Regions from separate parts of the Homo sapiens genome. Here region 2 is linked to region 1. The links are chromatin contacts, found by Hi-C or POLR2A ChIA-PET in ENCODE. All regions are on one chromosome and are shown on one strand. Each heading gives the region's core, a stretch centred on a gene start or an enhancer-like site at or near the end of the contact. The rest is flanking DNA. Distances are from core to core; before and after follow the strand shown.

What was found. A loop is a pair of places that touch in the nucleus more often than their neighbours do. ChIA-PET counts read pairs that join two places held with the same protein, here RNA polymerase II (POLR2A). Pooled maps may share reads with other maps.
Region 2: a map of ascending aorta shows a loop between it and region 1 (5-fold over the local background). The contact joins two enhancer-like sites. A Hi-C loop is called at or near these places in 3 of 168 maps with a recorded cell type or tissue (ascending aorta, chondrocyte and psoas muscle) and 5 of 50 pooled maps. POLR2A ChIA-PET finds 5 or more read pairs at or near these places in 4 of 52 experiments (AG04450, GM12878, OCI-LY7 and 1 more).

What each region holds. Positions count from the first base shown.
Region 1 is chr5:34,483,177-34,489,242 of GRCh38, reverse strand. No RefSeq gene overlaps it. Among named protein-coding and RNA genes, the nearest start is that of RAI14-DT, 170 kb to the left of the region's middle. RefSeq lists enhancers at 2,798-2,957, 5,269-5,811, 5,812-6,066. Within about 2 kb of position 1,807, at least 14 of the 41 ENCODE cell types and tissues checked have a DNase peak (open chromatin) inside an H3K27ac peak, as active enhancers do; they include ascending aorta, where a contact is called at or near this core.
Region 2 is chr5:34,606,654-34,612,152 of GRCh38, reverse strand. No RefSeq gene overlaps it. Among named protein-coding and RNA genes, the nearest start is that of RAI14-DT, 47 kb to the left of the region's middle. Within about 2 kb of position 2,737, at least 8 of the 41 ENCODE cell types and tissues checked have a DNase peak (open chromatin) inside an H3K27ac peak, as active enhancers do; they include ascending aorta, where a contact is called at or near this core.

The DNA.
Region 1 (6,066 bases), core at 558-3,057:
CAGAACATGGGCAAGGCTGAGCCCGAGGTAGAGGACAGCAATGACCAAAACTGTGAGGAGCTGTTGATGGACAGGAGGGTGAAGATATCAAGCTTCAGAGCTGTCAGTTCCAAGGTGGAGGACTGGCTCAACAGGAAGGTCTAGTAACACAGGGTGGTGGTGGGGCGGGGGTGGCTCTGCTATCTGCACACGAGTAGGAGAAGCCAAGGAAACTCTGGGCTTTATCACAGCTTAAAAAAAAAAAAAGTCCCATAGCATAAAAATGCAAAGAATTTATCAATAGTGAAGTTCTGTGAATGATCATGAAATAAGCTTTCTTTTAAAAAGATTTTCTATAAGAGAAGAAATACATATTTATTATAAAGTTAAAAAAATAGAGAAAGGTATAAAGATGACAACAACATCACCAAAGCTCCATCATCCAGAGATAACCCACAGATAACATTTTGGTATATTTGCTTCAGTTTATGTTTTATTAAAAATAAAAAGGCATTAGTTTCTCCAAGGTGGGGCAAATAAAAAAATAAAAAGACAAAAATCAAAACATTATTGATTTTTGTTTTAGTTTCTTCTAAACTTAAATAAATTGCATATGTATTTTATAATATTTTCTGATGTCTTGAGGATGTATGTGTCAACAACATTTTTATTGGTGGCAATATATTTTATTAAATTAATATATCAAAATTTATGTAAACATTCCCTTACTGTTTGGCAGTAAATGGGCTTCATTTTTTTTGTTATAAATAATAATGAGGCAAAAATGTAAGCATTCAAACCTGCTTATGTCCCCGACAATTTCTGATGATAAATTCCTAGAAGTAGAATGACTAGATCGCTTACACATTTTCTATGATTTCTCTGCGTAGCTCAGTGACTCTATTATCTCTCCTGCTAAACTCAGTTTCTTACAAAACAAAATACAATGAAACTTTGCTAAATAAATAGACAAAAGTAGTATTGGCATACATTTATCCTATGATGGGTGATAAAATGAAGATCCAAAAGCTTTTGGCAGGCTGGAACAGCATCTCAGATGTTTCCAATGACAATTCTTAGGGATATGGTCTGGCATTTAGAGTCACCAGACCAAACGAGTGAAGTACAAGATGAAAGAGATGTGACATAACAACAGGCAAGAGGAGTCATGTGAATCAAAAAAAAAAAAAAAAAATGCTCACTATCTTTGGCCGTAATAATAAAAGTATAGAGTCCAGAACAGGAGGATGATGGTCCTGCTCTGCTCTGCGTGGTCAGAGTCACCCTCAGTACTTGGCCCCACACAGTAAAGGAAACACTAATAAATAGCCCCTGCTCAGAGGAGAGATCAGAATAACAAGAAATAACCTATGTGATCTCACTTTTCTGTATTGAGACTTGGTAGCCATGTCTATGTTATGTGACGCAGGCCCCTGCCCAGGGTTGGCTAATCCCAGGTAGGTCTTCAGAATCTCAATAGGAAGTTGAAATTGACATGAAAGTCACCAATGAGTTACGTGAATGGCAGGACTGCAGTAGGAGGACGCTGACTCCTGCTCTGAATCCCAGCAACTTCCTTCTCAGGTTGGAGATGTTTAATTCCTCTTTTGATTCTATGAGACATCTCAGGTAAAGCTCACCAGAGCCTGTTTCTGTAACTTGCAACTGAAGTATTAATAGAACTGTGCTAGTACACTACGGAAATGTTGAAACAACCATGGTGTTTATTTTGGAGGAGAAAAGACTTAGAGGGAAACATAAGAGCTGTGGGCAAATATTTGAAGGACTGGTCACCGAGAAGCCGAGTCAGGCTTGTTTCACAAGGCCTCAAATGGCAGAACTAGAAAGGTGCAGGGTCCATTGGATTTCCTCAAAGATCGGAGTTGCCTTGGGAAAGAGAGCGTTCTCAGTGCAAATGTCCACATGTTTTTGTGCAACCTCATGACGACTCTTGTAGAGGCATTCGAGCATTAAATGTTACTGCTTTCAGAGCGCTCCTCTGGTCTGGGCAACCACCCTTGTTCATCCCTTTAACTTTTATTTAAGGTACCCTTGGAAGGCCATTCCTGGGATTTGGGTGCCCCTGGGGCAATGAGGTCAAAGACATATACAGAAGGTCCACAACTGACCATGGTTTGACCTAAGATTTACGATGGTGCAGAAAAAATATGTGTTCAGTAGAAACTATACTTCAGAATTTGAACTTTGATCTTTTCCAGGGCTGGTGATAATATAGTACAATGCTCTCTCATGATGCCAGGCAGGGGTAGTGAGCAGCAGCTCCAGTCAGCAACAAAGTCATGAGGACAGACAACTGATACTGTGCTCTACAGTGTACTGTGTTCAATAAATTACACGAGATATTCAACACTTCATGATAAAATAGGCTTAGGTGTTACATGATTTCACCCAACTGTAGGCTAATGGAAGTGTTCTCAGCACGTTTGTGGTAGGCTAGGCTAAGCTATGGTGTTCAGTAGGTTAGGAGTATTAAATGCATTCTCTACTTATGATAATTTCGGCTCACGATGGGTTTACAAGACGTAGCCGCATAAGTCAAGGAACATCTGTACTCTTGGAAGTCACTCTCTTTGGAGACTTCAGGAAAATAGCAAGCAGTTGATTACATCGTTCTAAACATTCTATCATTGTTGATTAAATTAAATTCAGTACAGGATGTTTTTATACTTTAAAGATATAAGCCAAATAGTCTGTGAATTTTGGGGTGGTTTGCTTTGCCTGCTTTGATTATCTTCTGTATGTCAGGAGAGCTGACAAAATTGTTTGCCTTTCTGCCTCCGATACGTTTGCCTACTCCAACCTCCTGCATACTCTTTCTAACAGATGATTTTGTTCCCAGCGGGTCTGAATCGAATCCCAACAGAAGGAAGAGCAGCGCCACCTACTGGGCACGGATTCTCGAGCTTTTTATTCTGAGTATTTACTCCTGTTCTTGGGAGACAACCCCGTTAAAAGTCGCATCACAGAACCCAAATGACATAATCTGAGTCCCCAGTGACATTCTGGAAGAATCTGGAATAATTAAATATCCCACCATTAGTTGGATGGGGCTTCTGAGGTTTGCTTCCAAAGGGAAAGAGACTTAATAAAACAGGCTTCTCCAACAATCCATTATTCTCCAGGTTTACAAAGGCTACCCACCAGTTGGTCAGGCTTTGAGAGCATTTTGGAAGGATCCCGAGTTTTTCTGAAAAAGGAACCATATTTTCTAAAAATCTACAACCTTATTTAAAGCATCTTGAAGAAATACAAAATACAGACACAAGATGGACCAAATGTTAATGGCTTAATTTAACCCATAAGCCTTCCCAAAACTCAAAGAAGTGTTTGGATCTGGTGAGGATCTTGCTTGGCTAGGCAACCTTGCTTGCTTAGTTGTTCTTTCAGTTTAGCTAACATATGAGAGAGGAAAGTGTACAAACAGACCTCTTGTCTTGAGCAGCTGCCTGTCAGCCAGTTGATGAATTGTCTGCCATCTTCTGTTAATGTCCAGGAACTGGTAACTGAGTGGGAAACCCAGTCACTCAGGAAAGAATTGGGCTGTATCTGATACAGTATCAACTAGAATTGTTTTCAAAGCTGTAAACGAAAACAGCTGCAAGGGTAAAGTTCCTGTGCAGGGTGGCCAGGTGCAGTGGCTCATGCCTGTAATCCCAGCACTTTGGGAGGCCGAGGCAGGTGGATCACCTGAGGTCAGGAATTTGAGACCAGCCTGGCCAACATGGTGAAACCCCATCTCTACTAAAAACACACACAAAAACATTACCCAGGTATGGTGGCAGGTGCCTGTAATCCCAGCTACGTGGGAGGCTGAGGAAGGAGAATCACTTCAACCTGAGAGGTTGAATGCAGTGAGCCAGGAATGCCCCACTGCACTCTAGCCTGGGTGACAAGAGTGAAACTCCATCTCAAAAAACAAAACAAAACAAAATAAATAAATAAAAAATAAAAGTTCCTGTGCAGGGCTTGTGTACATATTTGGGTAGCTTCACTGAAGTGTCTCAAGGGCCTAAACTGCGCCTGATTCACAGGAGGACTCAATAAATATTTCTAGAGTGAATGAAGGGGTGGGGGTGGGAGGTGAGGTTGCAGGGAAAAGGCAGTGATCACAGACAGTCAGACCACAAGACACCTTAGAACAGCAGCCCCCAGCCTTTTTGGCACTAGGGACCAGTTTTGTGGAAGACAATTTGGAAGGGGTTGCGGTTGGGGAGGTTGGAGAGGTTGGGGAGGAGTGATGGTTTCAGGATGATTCAGGCACATTACATTTAGAATCAGTGGGAGCTGAGCTTGTTTTCCTGCAACTAGATGGTCCTCTCTGGGGATGATGGGAGACAGTGACAAATCATCAGGCATTAGATTCTCATAAGGAGTGCACAGCCTAGATCCCTCACGTGCACAGCTCACAATAGAGTTTGTGCTTCTATCAGAATCTGATGCCTCCACTGATCTGACAGGAGGCAGAGCTCAGGGAGTAATGTCAGCTGCCCGCCGTTCACCTCCTGCTGTGCTGCTGATTCTTAATAGGGAAGGGACCAGTACTGGTTCATGGCCCAGGGGTTGGAGACCCCTGCCTTAGACAACATGCAGCCCAGTGGATTTCAAAGAGTGCTCTGTGAACACCAGGGCTCCACAGAGGGGCTTGGATGGCTGTTCAAATGTTTTATTCCAATGTCATTAAAAATACATTTTAGCCTGTGATAAAAAGTGCTATTAAAATGCATATTCAAATTTACTGACACACCCAAATGCATTACTATATGCTGCCTGATTAGCTAGGTTTTTTTTGGATTCATTTTGGTTTTGATGACCTCAGATTCAAACCTGTTCTGCTCTAGTTAATGAGTGCCCTTATTTGGCAAGGCAATCACTGAAAAAATAGAAAGAGAGAGAGAGAGGAAGGAAGGCTTTGCAAACACCCTTTTGGATCAATCAGGATATTTTGTGATACATGACAACTAAAATAAGATACACAAACAGCCTTGTTTCATTATTTTATAATCCAATATGTATTTGAGGTTGTTTATATATATAAACATATATTTTATATTTACATCTGCTTTTTAATATTAAAGTTCTGGGGAAAAATTGGGTGTTGCTAACAAATAATTATAAAGCCACCCCTTTCAAACTCCTCATTTTGCAGAAGAGGAAACTAAGTCAAAGAGCCATGATGAACTCCCTTGACCTCTCAGGATGGATTACTAGCAAACCCCAGAACTTGAACCTAAGTTTTAGTTCTTTCTAAATTGCAAATTGTCCTAATGTTTGTTGTTGTTATTAAATATAGTTTAGTTTTGGATGAGACCTCTTGTTGGCAAATGAATTCAGTTCTCTAATGTGAATTTCCTTTTGTTTGGGGGCATGAAAAATGTTAGCAAACAGCCTTCATGTAACATTAAATGTCTTTTTGAATTAACCTGTAGCATCTTAAAGGACAATGATTATGAATACAAAACTACTGACTCATCGTATAGCCACGAAAGAGTTTACAGCTGCAACAAAATCACAGGTCTATTGTCTGGCTTCTGAGACCCCGCAGAGAGAAGGGAGGCAAGCGCTCTCCACCAGCTGTTGAGCTGAAAGCCCTTTTGTGCTTTCTGAGTTGAATCACAGTAGTTTGTGTTTTTGTTTTCTGGTCATGTGATTTTTGAAAGACACCGCAAAAACATGTTTCTAACCCTCTCCCACCAAAAATTGCACCCTGACCCCCCACTTCAGGCAGTGAGTAGGCAAGACAAGGTGGAGGTGTAGAGATCTGGACTCTTCCAGCAGCCTTTCTGTCATCAAGTGGGGCTTGAAACAGGTGATCTAACATGGCTTTGCAGAAATGGTGTAAGTTGATTTCAGAAAGCCTGTATGAGTCCTGTTAGAACCCAAATGGGCTGTGACGGCAGAGTTTCTGCAGGGACAGAATGTGTGTTTCTAATTGGAAGGTGCAGCAAGTTGGAATTCCCTTTGTGTTCTGCCCCTGTGTATGTCATGTGTTGTCACTGTGGCTGGGTGCTATGGACTGAATGTTTGCATCTCCTTGAAATTCACATGTTGAAGTCCTAACCCCCAGTG
Region 2 (5,499 bases), core at 1,488-3,987, 120 kb before region 1:
ACCGCTGTGGGGCGAAAATTATCCTAAAGGGATTACGACCAAGAAAGAGGTTGCCCAGAGGTTCTATTAGCCTCTAATTGCACCTTATGGTTATATGTAACAGCGTGATCGCATAGTGCTGAATCAGGGTTTATAAAAATTGCACTAAAACCAAGTCCTGTAATTTGAAAATAAAAAACAAGCCTTTTTTTTTTTTTTTTTTTTTTTTTTGCTCCTTACTCAATCAGTAGGAATTATTGGCTTGTTTGGGTTCCCTATCCCTCTCCTCTTCCAGCTACCCTTAAGATTTTTCTTTTTTGTCACATAGAGAAGCATATGTCATGTCAGCTCATTCAAAAGTAAATTCCTCACACTCCAGCTTCTTCCGTAAATTAAAATTTCAGCTTAAATCTTTTTGATGTTTACAAACACTGAGCCTCATAATCCCCACATCTATTTGTGTATCAGACTTCTCTTTAGGGAATCCATAAATAATCCTCCTCCATAAAACAGGCCCGCACCTGGGCTCCTGGAAAAAATCAGTAAGAGGGAAACACAAATAAACCTACTAGAAGCACAGCTGGAATTTAGAGGCTCAGTCAATCATAGAAGCCTTCACATTTTTTTAAAAATCAGCAAAGATTTTATTATGTGGCATAGAGGTTATACATATAGAGAAGAATCAAAATTCTGAGAAATTATTTTCCATCGCACAGAGGCTTCCTATTAAATGGATGTGTGATGTACAACATCTTTAAAGACAGATCTCCCCTGTGGGTTGTAGATGATGCTCCAAGAATACATTCTAATGTCCGGAAGAACCATTACCCACTGACATGCTGGCAGTCATTTTCAGGGACTAGTGGCTTGGGTCTGTGGTTTATTTTCCTACACAAAAGTGCAATGGATTATATAACCTTTACAGTGGGCAGTGTTAGAATTCCCATGGTACGATGGCTTATCCTTTTAAAAATGTATTAAATATAAATGAACCATTTACCATTAACCATAGTATATATTGTTTTCTTGCTTTCATCTTGTGTCTTCTTTCCTTTTCTCGTCTACACACCACTGTTTTCTTTTTCCAACCCCTTGCCTACATACTTTTCTTTGCCTTAAGAGCTTATGTACACATCTCTTTTTGGTTTCCTTTGTAACAACTCCAACACATTTCCTTTTATGTTTTGATTTTTTGCTTAGCTTTTTCTCCCTTGTTTTTTTCACCTCCCCCCAACCAAACCATGTTTATTTCCATTTTTCTCTCAATGGTCTAATTTCTCTCCATGCCTGTCACATTTCACTGAGGTTTGCTGCATGATTAAAATGAAGGAAGCCTTTTCTTCTCATGCTTAAAAAGGAAACTGCCCACTATATAGTTTCAGCTTATCCTAAATGACTGCCTCCCTTGAATAGGATCCCTAGCTCTTTCTTGCAAAACCCAGCTCAAAGAACAGCTTTGTGCTCTGTATAGAACACACCAGGGATATGTAGGTTCAAGCTATGTTGTTCTGAATTTTCAGTGTTGCTTTGTTGAACATTAAGAAGCCCCTCATCACTAGTGTCACCTCTTTCTCTCTCTGCTTCTGCCATTTACAGATGTTTTCAGCTGGCATTCACCCTGCTTGTCAAAAAGGAAATTGGTAGCCCTAAACTCACTGTGTTAGTCTGTATTTTTTGCACTGCTATAAAGAAATACCCAAGACTGGGTAATTTGTGAAGAAAAGAGGTTTAATTGGCTCATTGCTCTGCAGCCTGTACAGGAAGTTTGGCAGCATCTCTTCTGCATAGGCCTCAGGGAGCTTTGACTCATGGTGGAAGGCACAGCGGGAGCAGGTGTCTTACATGGCAGGAGCAAGAGGATGAGGGAGAGAGGGAGAGGTGTCACACACTTTTAAACAACCAGACCTCACAATAATACACTCACTCACCATCACAAGAACAGCACCAAAGGGAGATATCCACCCTCACGATCCAATCATCTCCCACCGGGCCCCACCTCCAACATTAGGGAATAGAATTCGACATGAGATTTGGGTGGGACACAGATCCAAACCATATCATTTGCTAATCAGAACCCAGAAGATGTTTAAAGGGAGGTGTTAACCTCAAACTATCACCCCTAATGTCTCTCTCGCTTGTGGAATGAAAAGAATGTGAAGGGGCATTGAAAAAGAATTCTGCCACAGTGAATGGTTGTTAAGATGTGGCGTGCATGGTGAAGAACTCACTCTGCTTTTTTATTTTATTTTTTATTTTTTTGAGACAGGGCTTTGTTCTGTTGACCAGGCTGGAGTGCAGTGGTGGGATTTTGGCTCACTGCAACCCCTGCCTCCTGGGCTCCAGTGATCCTCCTACCTCAGCCTCCTGAGTAGCTGGAATATACCATTATGCCCAGCTAATTTTTATATATTTTTTTGTAAAGACAGGGTTTTTTCACGTTGCCCAGGCTGGTTTCAAACTCCTGGATTCAAGTGATCCTCCTGCCTCAGCCTCCCAAAGTGCTGGGATTACAGGCGTGAGCCACCACACCCAGCTGTTTGTGAGTCTTTAATCACGGAACTTGTTTCACTCTGGGAGACTCTCTAGAACATATATATCCATGTGAGGGGGACAGCCTTTGCTTTTTGAGATCTTGCTCAAGTCCATTCTTAAATGAGTGTGCTGGGGAAAGGATAATATAAATCCTAAAAGACAGAGTATCTCAGACTCTCCAGTGAGTCATTTCCTCATTCCCATTAATTGGCTTAGACCCAACTATAGACTGGAATGCTATTTTTATGCATTCGTTCACAACTGAGAGATCTAACACAAGGTTTAAGTAACAGAATCTGCCAATTTGAAGAAGAGAAAGAAAATGCCTTACTGCATATTCCAGTAAATTAGGCTGACAATATGTTTCACATTTTGAAATAATTTTTGCCTTCTAAAACATTCATATATAGGCTGAGAATTTTTGGGGGGATGTAACACTGCTTGGAGATAAAGGGGATATTCTCACTACTATTTCCCTCTACTGTGGCTTCCTTGGTATATTTTTTCTTTGTGCTTGACTTTTTTATGGTGGGGTACATTGAAGCTCTATCAGACACAGTTGCTGTCTAATAAAATGTGACTCACCTCTCCATTCCGTTGTAAAAGTTGAAATGGCAGTAACTCAAGTGTGTGGCTGACTCAGTAATTGGCCAGCATAGCCTTTATTGAAATTATCCTGTAATCTAGAAATTAGAAGTTAAATAGCCCATGAAGTCATCCTGACCCAGCTGTTTGGGGCCATGGTAAGAGTCTCTTCTGGAACATTTTTCTATTACCCCTTCAATTTGGTTTTATAATTATCAGTCACGCAACCACACTGATCATGAACTTGGCAAATTTCTTTTCTAACTAGCTGAAAAACTATAGAACATATCACCTAGCAGCAGAGCACATCTTCTGAGATAAAGTAGCAGTTATTTCTTCAATGAAATAACAGATTGGAGGCCGGTCCATAAAACTCAGGAAAACCTATAGGAAAGTTATGGAGATTGTGCTTGAAGTTTAATCTCGTCAGTGTCTAGTGGAGTAACAAGGTTTATCATGAAAGAAAGTTTGTCAAGGTGTGATGCCTGGACTAGTGGTGAAAGGTCGGTATGTCTAGGGGAAAGAATTGAGCCATCTGACTGTCAATGCTGGGCATGGGAAGACTAGAAGGGGGCAGGAAAGGGAGCCAGCCTGGGAGATTTGGGCAAAGTGAAGTGGGCTCAGTGGGCATTAGTTCCAAAAATGCAGGTCTGGCCATGGCTGCTCATTCTCTGCAAGATGAGCTCCAAATCTCTCGCAATGGCAAAGTGGACTATTAAGATTCTACTCACAGGCATGGTGGCTCAAATCTGTAATCTCAGCACTTTGGGAGGCTGAGGCAGGTGGATGGCTTGAGCCCAGAAGTTCTAGACCAGCCTGGGCAGTATAATGAAACCTCGCTGTCCCTACAAAAAATTAAAAAATGAGTCAAGCTTGGTGGCACATGTAGTCCTAGCTACTCTGGAGGCTGAGGTGGGAGGATCCAGTGAGCCCAGAAGGCAGAGGCTGCAGTGAGCCAAAACTGCGCCCCTGCATTTCAGCTTGGGAGACAGAGAGAAACTCTGTCTCAAAAAACAAACAACAAAAAAAAAGATTCTACTCCACCTCAGTGTTTGTTTCATCCCTGATTCCTTGATCATTCTGTTCCCTCTAGCTAGAATACCTTATTCCCCTGTCTACCTGGAATATTTGGATTTGTCTTTTGAACCTCAGTTTAGCTCTCATCTTCTTCAGAAAGTTTTCATTGAACCCACAGATAGAGGATTCATGCTTCTGCCAGGTGCATGCTTCTATTGCTTTACTTATTTAAAGCAGTGTGATTTATATATTTACTTGATTTATTTGTCTACTTCCTATAATGGACCTTGAGCAACCTAAGGATAAGCTTGTGTCTTTATTCATTTTTATGTCTGCCATGTCTAGCACAGAACCTAGCACATAGTAGAAGTTCATTGCATTTATGGAGAGTGAATGAATGAATGAGAGAAGAGGCATATTTTTAGTACAGTTGTCTCTCCGTATCCATGGAGGAGTGGTTCCAGGACTCCCCTTGGATATCAAAATCCATGGATGCTCAAGTCCCTGATGTAAAATGGTGTGGTATTTGCTCATACCCTACACACATTCTTCCTTATCCTTTACATCATCCCTAGATGACTTATAATACCCAATGCAATGCAAATGCCATGTAAATAGTTGTTACACTGCATTGCTTAGGGAATAATGACAAAAGTCTGTACATGTTTAGTACAGGTGAAACAATCTATTTTTGTTTTGTTTTTTCAAATACTACCTATCCGCGGTTGGTTGAATCTATGGATGTGGAACCCACAGATGTGGAACCCACGGATATGGAGCACCTACTGTGCTATGAATCAAGGAGGCAGAGCACCAGAGATGCTGCAGAGTGTGTTTCCATATTGTGAGGGAGATTGGATTAAATGTTACCTAAGAAAACGCCATGAATCAAATAGCATTCCTGACTTTTAAAGAATCATAGATTCAGCATGAAGAAGGAATGTTAGAAATCATTTAGCACAAATCCCACTTCAAGAGAGCAGTCTTGGGCTGGGTGCGGTGGCTCACGCCTGTAATCCCAGTACTTTGGGAGGCTGAGGAGGGCGGATAGTGAGGTCAGGAGATCGAGACCATCCTGGCTAACATGCTGAAACCCCATCTCTACTAAAAATACAAAAAATTAGCCGGGCGTGGTGGCGGGCGCCTGTAGTCCCAAGCTACTCGGGAGGCTGAGGCAGGAGAATGGCATGAACCTGGGAGGTGGAGCTTGTAGTGAGCCAAGATTGTGCCACTGCACTCCAGCCTGGGCGACAGAGCCAGACTCTGTCTCAAAAAAAAAAAAAAAAAAAAAAAAAAAAAAAAAAAAAAAAAAAAAAAAAAGAGAGAGAGAGAGAGAGCAGTCCTTTCTAGAGCCTTTTTTTTTTTTTTTTTTTTGAGATGGAGTCT